2 separate regions of the Homo sapiens genome follow, and region 2 is linked to region 1. Evidence: read pairs that join two places in POLR2A ChIA-PET (ENCODE). Cell type or tissue: A673. All regions are shown on one strand. Each heading gives the region's core, and the rest is flanking DNA. Links, peaks and the distances in the headings are about the cores only.

Region 1 (8,251 bases), core at 1,990-5,989:
CAGCCCTAACACCTAGCACGAGCCCAGCATACAGCAGGTGCTGTGGGTGTATTAAAGGCTGAAAGACGCCCAGCTGATGAGAAGAAAAAGAGCAGGGTAAGGTGTCAGCCCACAGGCTAACCTGGAGTGCCATATCCAGGAAATAACCTGAACGAGCACACAGGTGAATGAAATCATTCTTCCACCCGCACCCCATGGGCCCTCCGGTTGCTGTGGTTACCTTGCCGTAGAGGGACTTGTAGCTCTGGCAGACCTCCTGCCTCTGCCTGTTGCTCCGTGAGGTGATTATGTCCAGTATGGCCTCCTTGTCACTGCCTGGAATAGGGGAGAGCAATCATCATCCTACCCACCCTGCCTCCAGGAAGCCCACCAGGGCCACTTCCTTCCCTGGACACAGGCCTAGTAGCTCCCTGCAGGCCTCAGCATGAGCCTTCCACTCATCAGGTGCTGGTGTCAGGGCAGAGGGTCATGGGGATTTATTAAGTCACGACTGAAAGTGGACACAGCACACACAATATCTGTGCTCAGAAGGCCCCTGATCCAGCTCCTCACTGCACAAATCAGGAAATTAAGGCCCAGAGAGGGGCAAGAACTTGTCCAAGGTCTCACAATGAACCTGGCTTAGAAAACCCAGGTATCCTAACACCCAGTACAGGGTTCTTTCCACCACAAGACAAAGAAGAACATAAGCACCACCTTCGGATTGTGGCTGCCTCTGGGCAAAGGCAGCGGGCGGCATTATCAGGAGGGGGATCTACCAAGGAAACTTCAACTATGCTAATGAAGCACTAGTTCTTAAATTTGGTGGTAAATCTATGGGTGAAATTTCTATTATTCTTTATACTTTTTTTCTGAAACATTTTATTATAACATCATGAAAATTAATAAAAAGAGGAGACCAAAAAAATGAATAAGTGCACTTCACCATTTCACAGACCCTACCACCACCACCAGAAGGGCTCTGGGCTGTGTCTACTTTTGGGGGATACCCCTCAAGCTCCCATGAAGCCTGGCACCCACCAAAGCCCTTCATGGCAGTGTACAGAGCCTCGGCATCCTGGTTGGGGTCAAAGCCTGGGAAGTCATGGATGGAGCCCCGGTACTTGGCACCCTGTGGAGAAAAAAGTAGAGGGTGAGCTGCCAACCCCGGACTGAGACCAAGCTCCCAGCCCCAACCTCAGGTCAGATGCCTACCCTGGTCCAGGCTGAGCTGCTTTCCCTGCAAAATCCAGTGCTGGCCACATACACCCTGGGGAGCGGTGTGGATGACTTTCCCATACCACCTGCTGCAACCCGCCCAAAGGACAGTGCCATTTCCCCAAGGGAGGGGGGCTTGGCCAAGGCCTGCAGCCCTGCACCACCTTCCAAAGCATCCAGGAGAGGGTAAAAAAGCCTGGCTGAGTATAGGAGATGAAAATGATCCCTGCAAGAATAGCAAGAGTCAAATATATATATATATATATATATATATATTTTAAGAGATGGGGTCTCACTCTATTGCCCTGGCTAGTTTTGAATGCCTGGCCTCAAGCAGTCCTCCCACATTGGCCTCCCAAAGTGCTGGGATTACAGGCATGAACCAGTGCACCCAGCCAGCCCCTCATATTTTTATGGCATTTTATGTTTACACTTTCACCTCTGTGAATGTCATTAGTGTAGCCATTTGTAGACGCTCTTAAGATTATTTCTATCACAGAAGCCAAGCCCAAAGAAGAGCCACTTGTGGGAGGTCACACAGAACTCAGACCTTTTCCCTCTGCTCTCCAGCCCCGCTCTGCTCTCCAGCTCCAGGAACCTTGCAGGTGCCAGCTACTGAGGGTGGGGTCCTGGGCACAGGGGGCCCAGAGACACTCTCATTTCAATGCCAAGACAAGGCACTGCCCCTCTGGGCCCAGTAAACTGCGCTGTGAACTGGCATCTGAGGACAAGCTGGCTTGGTCTTTGAGGGGAAGGAGAGAAGCGGCAGAGAGCCAGGGGATCTTAGACATCGAACCTGAACCTGAATGCACAATGGGACTGGTTCACAGAGAAGTCAGATGTGGGTCAGTTACATGGCACTGAAAAGTGGGGGGTCTGGGAGAGCAGCTGAGAGCTGGCAGAGTGGAGGATGCCAGAGCCTGTCACCGAGCACACAGCACAGTGACAAGGCACTTCATTTGTGCTAGGCCCTACACTAATGGCTGAGGAATTGGGGAGAAAGGGGACCCAATTCCTGTCTTTCACGAGCTCCTGGCCCAGTGGCAGAGACAGACAAGCACATCAATTACTATAAAGCTTGTAGTAAATACATTAAGACAAAAATAAGGTAATGTGGGAAAACAGCAGAGGCTGATCCAGCTGCGGGAAATCAGGAAAGAATCCAAAAAAGAGGGAATGGAGGGTGGGCCACACAGATCTTGCCTTCAAGGAGTCAGAGGTGGAGCAGAGTGAGTCCTGGACCGCCTCCCCCTCTCCCCGTCTCCGTGCCTCCCAACGTCTGCACTGCAGGACCCCGGCCAGGCCTCTGGATGCTCTCTGGTCTCTGTCTGCAGAGGCTGGCTCCTCTGAGGTATGCATGCGTCGGCGTGGAGTTACTATTTAAAGTTCTGACCAGAAAGGAACACAGCTCTCTTCCTGCCACCTGGGAATCCCCTGCAACCTGATCACGCCCCTGGGCAGAGACTTAAAGAGTAACACATGCCGAATACCCAGAGCAGGGCGCCTTGCAAGGAGCTCAGTGAGCGCAGGATGGGGGCTTTACTGCCAGCGCTCCCCTTGGCCTTACTTCAGACCTCACGGCCGGAGCTTGAGAAATTCCTGCTGCCTTCTCCACCCCGGTGGGCAGTTTGATCCAGAAACCTCTGAGAGCAGATACCAGATCCATCTGCCCACTGCACAGAGATTGACCAAATACTCAAGTATTTGCCACATGAATAAAATGAACAAGAACACGAAACAACTGGGGTCCTCCAGGAATTTCACTTCTAAATCCTTTTCTCTTTCTTTCTGGACACCTCCAGTCCAGCGATATCAAAAAAGCACAGCAGGCAATATTAGCTACTAGGATGGATGGAGAAACAAGAGGTGCCTGGGCACAGTGGCTCATGCCTGTAATCCCAGCACTTTGGGAGGCTAGACGGGAGACCACTTGAGGTAGGGAGTCAGAGACCAGCCTGGCCAATGTAATGAAACCCTGTTTCAGCTAAAAATACAAAAATTAGCCAGGCATGGTGGCAGGCACCTGTAATCTCAGCTACTCAGGAGGCTGGGTCAGGAGAATCACTTGAACCTGGGAGGCAGAGGTTGTAGTGAGCTCAGATCGCATCACTGCATTCCAGCCTGGGCGACAGAATGAGACTGACTCTGTCTCAAAAAAAAAAAAAGGAAACAAGAAGGTTCAGAGGCTCAAAATTATTTCTTTGCAACGATCCTTAAAGACCTTTTAGTTCAGCTTCCCACTCAGTTATTGAGTCCATGGAGAATGGAGACTGTCGTGAATAAGACAAATCATTCTGCCTAAGAAGAACCGTGGAGCCCCAGCTCTAGCACAGGCTTGGCATACAGGCTGGAAGTAACTGTGACTGGGCTAAATGAATGGATGGAGACACCCATGACGGCCCAAGCTCTGAGATGGAGGACGCCGAAGGGGAAGACAGTGAAGGGAGACCTCCCTGGCACTGGATCCCTAGCAATGCTGTCTCCAATGTCAGGACCTCCTGGGACCAGTGTGGAAATATTAAGCTTTGAAAGATGCCACCAGGGGCAGGTCCTCCAGGGTCTGTCCGGGCCCTCTGCAGGCTAGCCTGTTGCCATGATTCATGGCTGTTTTTCCTTCCACCTGTCTGACCAACCTGTCCTAATCCACAGCAGCACCAGTCTCCAATCCACTTCAGTCATAGGATGTCCCTCCCACGGCTCACTTGGAATAAGAGAGGGAAAGGACTTTGAGAACCACAAGCTGAGAACTAAATGAGGAAGGTAGGTCTATTACCACTTGTGTCCCAGAAGACCCAGAACAGAGAGGGCAGGTGACATGTCAAGACCACACAGCAAGTCAGAGGCCCAGCTGGGAAGGGAATCCAAGGCTCTTTCTAACAGACCATCTCTCCCTTCCCCTCAGATTCCATCTGGGTGGGAGCTGGAGATAAGAAGGGACAACCACCACATAGCCCACTGCTTCCTCCTGGTCAACCATGCCAGCCTGCCCCTCTCCTTGAATACTGAAGCATTTGAGTTATTGCCCTGTGCTGTTTGCCTCTATGCCATTTCGACCCTATATTCAAGGCTATAAAAAGGCAGCAATGCTGTCCAATCCACAGCATCCTAAGTGCTTCTCACATTCAGATACTCACAATTCCAGGGCAGCTAGGGCTACCCTACCATTCATTCATTCAATCAAGCAAGCAAGCAACATTTACTGAGAGTCTACTAAGTAGATGCTTAGGACCAGGGACCACTAAGAACTCAGAATCTGGTAGAGATACATGACAGCTTCAACTACAAGACAGTGTGGCAGATACGATGCTAAGGGCAGCATGGGACCCAGGAAATATTTCCTTTCGAAGTTCCGGGAGGGCAGGGACTGTGTCTCTCTTGCTCACTGACGCATTTCTAGCACCAAGTACAGGGCCTGGAGCAATCAAGCACTCACTGAATATGTTTCATAAATGGATGGATGAATGACTGCGAATATATTCCAAGCAGATCAGAGAAGGCTTTCTGGAGGTGACGTCTAAGCTGAGTCCTGAGGGATGAGCAACAGGCTGGCCCCAAGGAGTAGAGTAGGGAGGGGAAGGCGAAGAGGAAGAAGGCATCACACAGAGGAGACACATGACAAAGACCTGGAGGGAAGCAAGGGGCATTCGGGAAAGCCAGCCCAGAGTCTGCAGGGCTCAGAGCAGATGCTGGCTGTCACTAAGATCATCCACTAGAAGCGGGGAAGGCAAAGAGATGAGGCTGGAGAAGATGATGGGGATAAACAATTCAGACTCTTGTAAGGGCAGCTCTAGCCCTGCTGGGCTGGCCTGGGCACAACACCTAAGTCAGGACCTGGGTAAGGGCAAGACTCTAACATCCTAGTGTGGTTTTCCTTACCCATTAAACTCAGCTGACCACTCACAACCCTGTCCCTAGTATCTGGCATTCTTTACTACGTTGAGCCATGTAACTTGCCTTGTATGTAGATTAAAAACAGTCAAATAGCAGCAGATTTCATATGGTTCATGTGACAGGTATTTCATACAAATACCTGTCTGGTTGATATGTGGGATCTAGAAACTATTTTAACTTGTCTGCTGGGGCAGGGGTGTGTGGGCGGTGACAAGTACTTAAGATAGAGTCTGATTCTTCAGAGCTCACAGTTAGATGCCCAAAGTCGCTAAAGTCATGGGATTGTAAGCTGCCGGGAAGGGATGCGGAGAAGAGGGAAGCATGTCCCCAGGATGAAGGGCGGAGGATGAGGCAGCACGCAGACCCCAATTTCCTATTGCTGCTCCTCCCCCTCCACTGTTCTCCCCCTCATACAATGTGGGTGGTCACAGCAGTGTCTGGAGAAGGGGCTGAAGTGCCATGCTGGGGGAAGGGTGCTTAATGACCTACACAAGCCTTGATCCAAACGCTCACTTAGAGACAAGCTTCTTGAGCAGCAAGCTCGGGCTCCTGCACAGTTCTTTGCACGGGACTAATAAGACCTTCCAAGTGATGACCTACTAGATTAGTTGTCCTGGGACCCCACAGGATCATAGCCACTAGAAGCAAAGGTGGGGGGCTTAGCACTAGTCACATTTGGAGATACAGAGACAGCCCCTCAAATCATCCAGGCCCAGGCTTCCCACCGTGTCATTCTCACACCAACTTCATGAATTCTGCATCTCTAAGCGCCACCTGTGCAACCACACAGGCTTCTCCTCACCCACCCCACCCTGACTGCCTGTCACACCTCCGGCAGACAGGTTCCCGGCTGCGGGAACCCAGGATCAAGGCAGGGGACAGCAGAGAAGGGACTTTCCACCCTGAAATATTCAGCAGGTCCTGGTGCCAGCTGGTGAGCAGCCGGGCCCTGGGGCTCTGTGGGGCTGGGCCCCACCCAGGCTGCTGCTGGAGCAGGAGTCCTAGTGGCCTCTTGGGAGCAGAGATGATGTCCCCAGAGAGACAGGTACATGGCCAGGACTCCAGCTGAGAGCTGCCTTGGCCGGTGCTGACCTAGGTCTCACCTCCACAGCTCCTAGAAGTCCCAGGCACAAGCACCTGCCTATCCTGCCCTGTCCTCAAGGTGTTTTTATGTTCATTATTGCATTCAAACCCAGAACGTCCCTGTGAAATGGAGGCCACAGCGCCATGCCTCCTGGGTCTTCCATGGCACCATCCTACTTCTTCATGTCTTTGGGCCTCAAGTTCTCCTCTTCCAAAAGGAGAGATAGGGAGAACAGCACAATAACCACAGTGGAAGGAACTGGGGGGTGTCTAGGCCAGAGAAGACGGAGCAGTTTGCTGTGTGCATGCACACGTGTGTATACATGCATGCATGTGTGCGTGTGTTGGAGTTTTGGAGGACACCAGATTCAAGCTAATAATTGAAAGCCGAGCTAATAACTGGAAGGAACAACTGCAGCTCAACGGCAGGGAGGCTTTTTTCACATTTCTCTGTTATTGTCTTCTGCAACCCTCACCTCTCCCCCAAACCACTGCACCCCAAGCATACCAAATTACTTTTACTCCCCTGAGCACGCTGCATTTGCTCTCCTTCTAGCCTCTGTCCCAGTTGTCCCTGCCTAGACCACTCTGAGCCCCCTTGTTCCTCCCCTGAGTAGCTCTCCCTAGGCAGCCTCCCCTCTCTCCTCAACCTAGGTGGGGTGCCCTCCTGCATGCCCCAGAGCTCCTTTACTGCCCCACCAGAACACTGTGCATGGAGGGTGCCAACTCATCCCATAGGAGGAGGGTTCCCTAAGGCCCTGCCACCCTGGGACTCACTTGCAGGAGGTCTACTGAACCCTAGTCCATGGCAACAAGAAACCACAGATCAGCCAGGCAGAAGGCATGGCCCAGGAGCACTGGACCAAGGTCCAAAGATCTGCACCCTAGGTCCTGGCCTCTCTGATCTTCCAGGGCCTGGCCTGTCCACTTGGATCATCTAGAATCCTGCAGTTCAAATGCCTTTCAGGAAGTAGCTCTAGTATGACTACACATAGGAAATGGGGAACAGTGAAAGTTCCACCTTGGATTTTTGCCCATAATCAGTAACATTTTCTCCTCCTGGTCAGAGAGGCCACTTGTACACACAGTATACTCCTCAGTGGCTGTGAGGAAGGCCACAGCTAGGACTTCTCTGAGGGTACTGATCCTATAACATCCTGTGCTCTTCAGAAACTGTGAATATCCTATAAGCCCAGGTTCACTGGGGGCAGTCATGATGTCAAGGATGGATGGAGTTTTATTATTACTGAATTCAACCATTCCGTAAGGGGAACATGAGGCCCAAAGACCTCACAGACAGCTTCTGTCTGTGCATTCTGTGGCCAGTAGTTCTGGGTTGGAGTAAGGGACAACGGGGCCCAGTCCCATGATTTTCTTCAAGATCCCCAAGTTTCTTCTCCCTGCCAATCCCATCGTCACACTGACTGCATGGCTTTCTCCAACGCCAGCCAACAGACAGCACCCTCAGGCAAACCCCAACAGAGTAGAGTGGGGTTTTTTGTTTTTTGAGACTTGCTCTGTAGCCCAGGCTGGAGTGCAGTGGCATGATCTCAGCTCATCACAGCCTCAATCTCCTGGGATCAGGTGAGTTTCCCACCTTAGCCTCCTAAGCAGCTGGGACTACAAGTACATGCCACCTTTGTATTTTTTCTAGAGACAGGGTTCTGCCATATTGTCCAGGCTGGTGTCGAAATCCTGCGCTCAAGTGATCTGCTCACTTCAGCCTCCCAAAGTGCTGGGATTATAGGTGAGAGTCACCGTGCCCAGCCTCAACAGAGCACAGTCGAGGTCAGAATCCTACCTCTGACCATGGCCAGAACCTAGTCTCAGCCACATGGGAGTAAAAGTTCTCAGGTGCCTCCAATTCTATTGCCCGGCAGAACAGTCAGACATGAGAGACTGAGGTTAGAGTCTCCCAAGCCAAGGAAATTCAATCCCAAATGGGTGTGACAGAGAACATTTCTATATCCAGAGCAGAGAAGTCAACAAGGATGTCTTTCTACCTGTCAAGTATCCATTTCCCTTCGTCAGGCCAAACAGTTCAGGTGGGACCAACTCCACCTCCTTGCTCCAAGAAAGA
Region 2 (4,000 bases), core at 1-4,000, 660 kb before region 1:
AGTGGCACGATCTCGGCTCACTGCAACCTCCACCTCCCGGGTTCAAGCGATTTTCTCCTGCCTCAGTCTCCTGAGTAGCTGGGATTACAGACATGCGCCACCACCCCCAGCTAATTTTTGTATTTTCAGTAGAGAGGAGGTTTCACCATGTTGGCCAGGCTGGTCTTGAACTCCTGACCTCGTGATCCGCCCGCCTCAGCCTCCCAAAGTGTTGGGATTACAGGCGTGAGCCACCGCGCCCGGCCCAGTTGGATAATCTTGAGCCTCTAAAGGTCCTTAGGAATCCACCAATCCACTGTTTCCCAGACTCAGGATCTCCAGGGCCGGGTGATCTGCATCCTTACAAGCTCCTTAAGGGATTCACTCATCCAACCCCACCCTGCTCATTTTACAGGCTGGCTCATGGGTGGCAGAAAGCCCTCCACTGGGAGCAGGCCGATCCGAGTGCCAGCCTAGGCTCTCATTAACCTGCCAAATCATCTCATCTCTCTGAGCCTCATTGTTCCCATCTGTTTAACGGGAACAACCACTGTCATCCTGCCTAATTTGCAGAGTCCTTGGGATAGCTAGAATAACAGGGGTTGGGGGGCAGGCTCAGCGGGAGAAGAGATTTGCACAAGGTCATTTACCTCTTCATCTGCTTGTTTTGTGCCAGGAGAGAGGATTCTGCTGGGAACAACTTGTTGGGAAAGATGACATTCTAGTAAACAATGAAACCAGTAAATGAACCACATAATCACGATAAAGGGGTTTTCGAGAGTCAGGGCAAAGGTGTGTGTTGGGGGAGGGAGGGTCTGCCCAGGAGGGGTCATTCTGGCAGAGCACTGGTGGTCGGGGAGCTGTCCCAGGAGGTCCTGGAGAGCTGTCACAAGCCCAGGGGTGGAAGAGCCTGGAGGCCCTCTCGAGCCCAGCCAGAGCGTTCCCAGGGCCCTCGGAGCCGCCGCGGGCGCGGGTCTTTGTCTCCCACATTCTCTCTGCCGCCTCTCCCGACCCCCAGCGCTGTTTCGTCTCTGACCCCGAATAACTTGTTGGTTTCCCCCCGGGCTTTGTTTCCCGGGGGTCACCGCCTCGGGGACGCCGGGCAGCCGCCCCGGCCCTCGTGGGTCCTGCATCTGACACCCCCTCCGGCCCCCGCCCCCTACCCGCTCGGAGATAGGGGTCAAAGGCAGCCCGCGTCACGTGGTCGCCGAGCAGCACCGAATCGGCCGGGAGGGCCGAGGGAGAATCCGGGTGGAAGTCGAGAAATCCAGCCCCGATAGCAGCGCTCGGTCCCGCCCCGGCCCCCGCCCCGGGGCGCTCACCGCACGCCCGCCGGCCGCCCCGGCCTCCGGAGCTCTTCTCTGGCCGGCACCCACGCGGCATCACGGGATCGAACCCCGCTCCCAGCGGCCGCGATTCGGGGAGGTAGGCGCTGGGCCGAGGAGGTAAGGGGAGACGGGCTTGGGGGCTCTCGGCGCACGGGTACGCCCCTCTGGGCTAGGGGGCGAGGCAGCGCGCCCCAACCTTCAGTCTCCAGGGAGACCCCTCCCCGCTGCGGGACGAGGGGGAGGCTGCGAGCTGCCCCGGCGCAGCGCCGGGCCGGGACTGGGGGCTGGGCACCGGGAGGGAGCGGGAGGGGGAGGAGAGCGGGCGGGAGGAGGCGGCGGCGGCGGCGTGGAGCGGGGGTGGGAGCGGCGGGAGGCGGCCGCGAAGGGGTTAACCCTGGCCCGGGCCGGAGCCCGGAGGCGCACGCACGGCCCGGGGGACCCAGGCGTCCCGCTCCTCGCCGGGAGCGCCCCTTCCCCCGAGTGGCGCCCCAGCCGTGGCAGGTAAGAGGCCGAGAGGGCCCGGGCCTGCCAGTCCCCTGTCGCCCAGCCGGTGGGGCCCGAGCCCGGCGTGCAGGCCGCGCGGGGCCCCCAGCGGCCGCCGGCGCAAGTTTGGTGCGGGCGGGCGCCGGGCGGGCGGGTGGAGTCGGCCGGGCCCCGCGCGCGGGGGTGGGAGGACAAAGGGTAGGGGGCCGCGCGGGGCCGGGGGCAGGCTGGGGTGCGGGCGAGGGCAGCGCGGCAGCTGTAGGTCACGGATAATGTCACTCACGAGGAATGCCCCCTCCCCCTCCCCTGCTCCCGAACAGGGGAAACTTTTGTCTAGCGAGGGAGGGGGTTAGAGGCCGGGTCCTGGCTTCGCGAAGGCTGAGGCAGCCGGACCGGTTTTCTGCGGGCTCTGAGCGGCCTGCTGTCTAACTCCCCTCCTCCCTCAGGGTCTCGGGAGCAAGAAGTTCTCCCTTTGCACGCAGCTCTTTAACGCCCTGGGACAGGGGTGAGGAGGGGGCGCCGGTGGGACGGGTGGGCTCTAGGACCGGCCGGGAATCTGGGGACTGGCCACTTGGCTTTTTGCAGATTCGAGCAGCCCGGTGTGCCCTGCGAGGCTAAGGGAATACAGAGCCCCACCCCCTGAACGCCCATTGTTGCCCTCCCCACCCAGGAGAGCTTTCAGAATGGCCTGCGGGCAGTTTTGCCCCCAGGTCTCTTCAGAGCGACCTGGCTGTTTGTCAGTTTCCAGCGGTGTGACCTTGAGTGGGTTCCTTACCTTCCCCTAGCCTCAGTTTCTTCACCTGTAAAATGGGGAGAATGGTATTTGCTAGAATGAGGATGAGAGGAGTGTGTGGTATTTCAGTAAATGGTGTCATGCTTATATTCAACAAGTACATTTCACGTTTACTGTGTGTTAGGGCGCTGGACTAATTCATTGCTTTACATACATTCTCTCATTTAATTCTCCCGCATTACTATTAACCACATTTTACGGAGGGGCAAACTGAGGCGCAGGGTTGTAAAGGTCACACAGATAGAAAGTGGTGGAGCTTGGATTTTACCTCCCTCTCTCAGCCTGTGTCTCAGCCACAGATCTCTAGAGTGTCTTGCTGTGACAGCTCACAGTTTATTTCTCCTTTTTTTTTTTTTTTTTTTTTTACAACTTTGGCCCTGTACAGTTTCATTTTCAATTGAAATTATGGGGACATCTGTCCTCTTCCCCATTTTCCCCACCGGCAGGTAATGCTCTCTTCTGCCTGGTACTTGTTCCAAGTGAGGTCTTGTGCCCTGGCTCTTGTTAGCATGGGCAGCTGGAGCAGGAGGGAGGTCAGTTGGAGACTGGGCCTGGAACTCCGTAATGGTCCAAGTGCTGTTGCTGGCTGCTGTGTCTATGGCAGTGCGGATGGTGCAGGGAGAAGCCTGTCTCCCTGGCTCTGACTGGAGACAGCTGGTGGCTTTGTCAACAGGCCTCTCTCCCTAGCACCCAGGGACAGCCACATCTTTACTTCTCTTTCAGACCAGGTTACTTTCAGATCAGCAGGGGGCAGAGGTAGGGCAAGGGTGTTCTTGTGTAACTTGGCCATGGCAGGGGTTCTCATTGCTAACTAATAGACGGGTCTGGATGCGCAGAGTCCTTGAGGATAGTAATAGTGTCAGGATTGCAGAACCCTAATGGAGAATGCATGTGTGTACAGGTCCCTGAGCCTAGCTAGCTCAGTATTGGGCACCCTGTAGGCCCTCAGTAAATATCCCACAAGTGAATACGTGAAGTGGCTTAGATTTCTGCTGGCTTTCACACCCTGGGTTGGCCCAATCATTTGGTGGGGGTGACATCTTATGAGTACTGATCGGGCTCTGATTGAGGTCCTTGAGTAATTACTTTAAAAATGGAAAACAAATTGCAATTTAATTAACAACATCTTAAATCTAGGGCTGAGAGAGAGTGTGGTGGGTGGGGGTAGATAATGAGAGAAGTTCTTGGGGAAGGAAAGTTTGTGCATTTCAGCCTGCTCCGAGGGGTGTTCCAGCACTGTGTCTGGGTTTTGCAGGGTTTGTAGGCTTTTTGAGGGCCCTGGAAATAGGGGGCCCTCCTGGGCTGATAGTTCAGCTTGTAGGAATAAATGTGGAAATTCCGTTGCTTTGCTGGACATTGAGGGGACTCAGAAAAGCAGGGCATTGAATGGAGGAGTTGGAAGGCTGACTCGTCATAT

The links. ChIA-PET counts read pairs that join two places held together with the same protein. Peaks named below come from ENCODE experiments on the same cell type or tissue, not always from the same donor. Only the 100,000 strongest peaks of a DNase experiment are listed, where the experiment ranks them.
Region 2: POLR2A ChIA-PET joins it to region 1 with 15 read pairs; 2 of 35 experiments call an interaction of 5 or more read pairs at or near these places.

Annotation. Positions count from the first base shown.
Region 1 is chr5:151,139,133-151,147,383 of GRCh38, forward strand. ANXA6 (annexin A6) reads right to left here. Exons shown (of 26, transcript NM_001155.5): 3 at 1,021-1,111; 4 at 221-315. Among named protein-coding and RNA genes, the nearest start is that of ANXA6, 15 kb to the right of the region's middle. RefSeq lists enhancers at 2,380-2,459, 2,480-2,689. In A673, for the core only: no CTCF peak of the experiment used is centred there; no DNase peak of the experiment used is centred there.
Region 2 is chr5:150,484,600-150,488,599 of GRCh38, forward strand. NDST1-AS1 (NDST1 antisense RNA 1) reads right to left here and starts at 1,393. Exons shown (of 3, transcript NR_105061.1): 1 at 1,302-1,393; 2 at 630-700. RefSeq lists an enhancer at 969-1,624 and a silencer at 1,157-1,946. In A673, for the core only: no CTCF peak of the experiment used is centred there; DNase peaks (open chromatin) are centred at 1,372, 1,922 and 2,142; H3K4me3 peaks cover 2,196 bases; H3K27ac peaks cover 2,003 bases.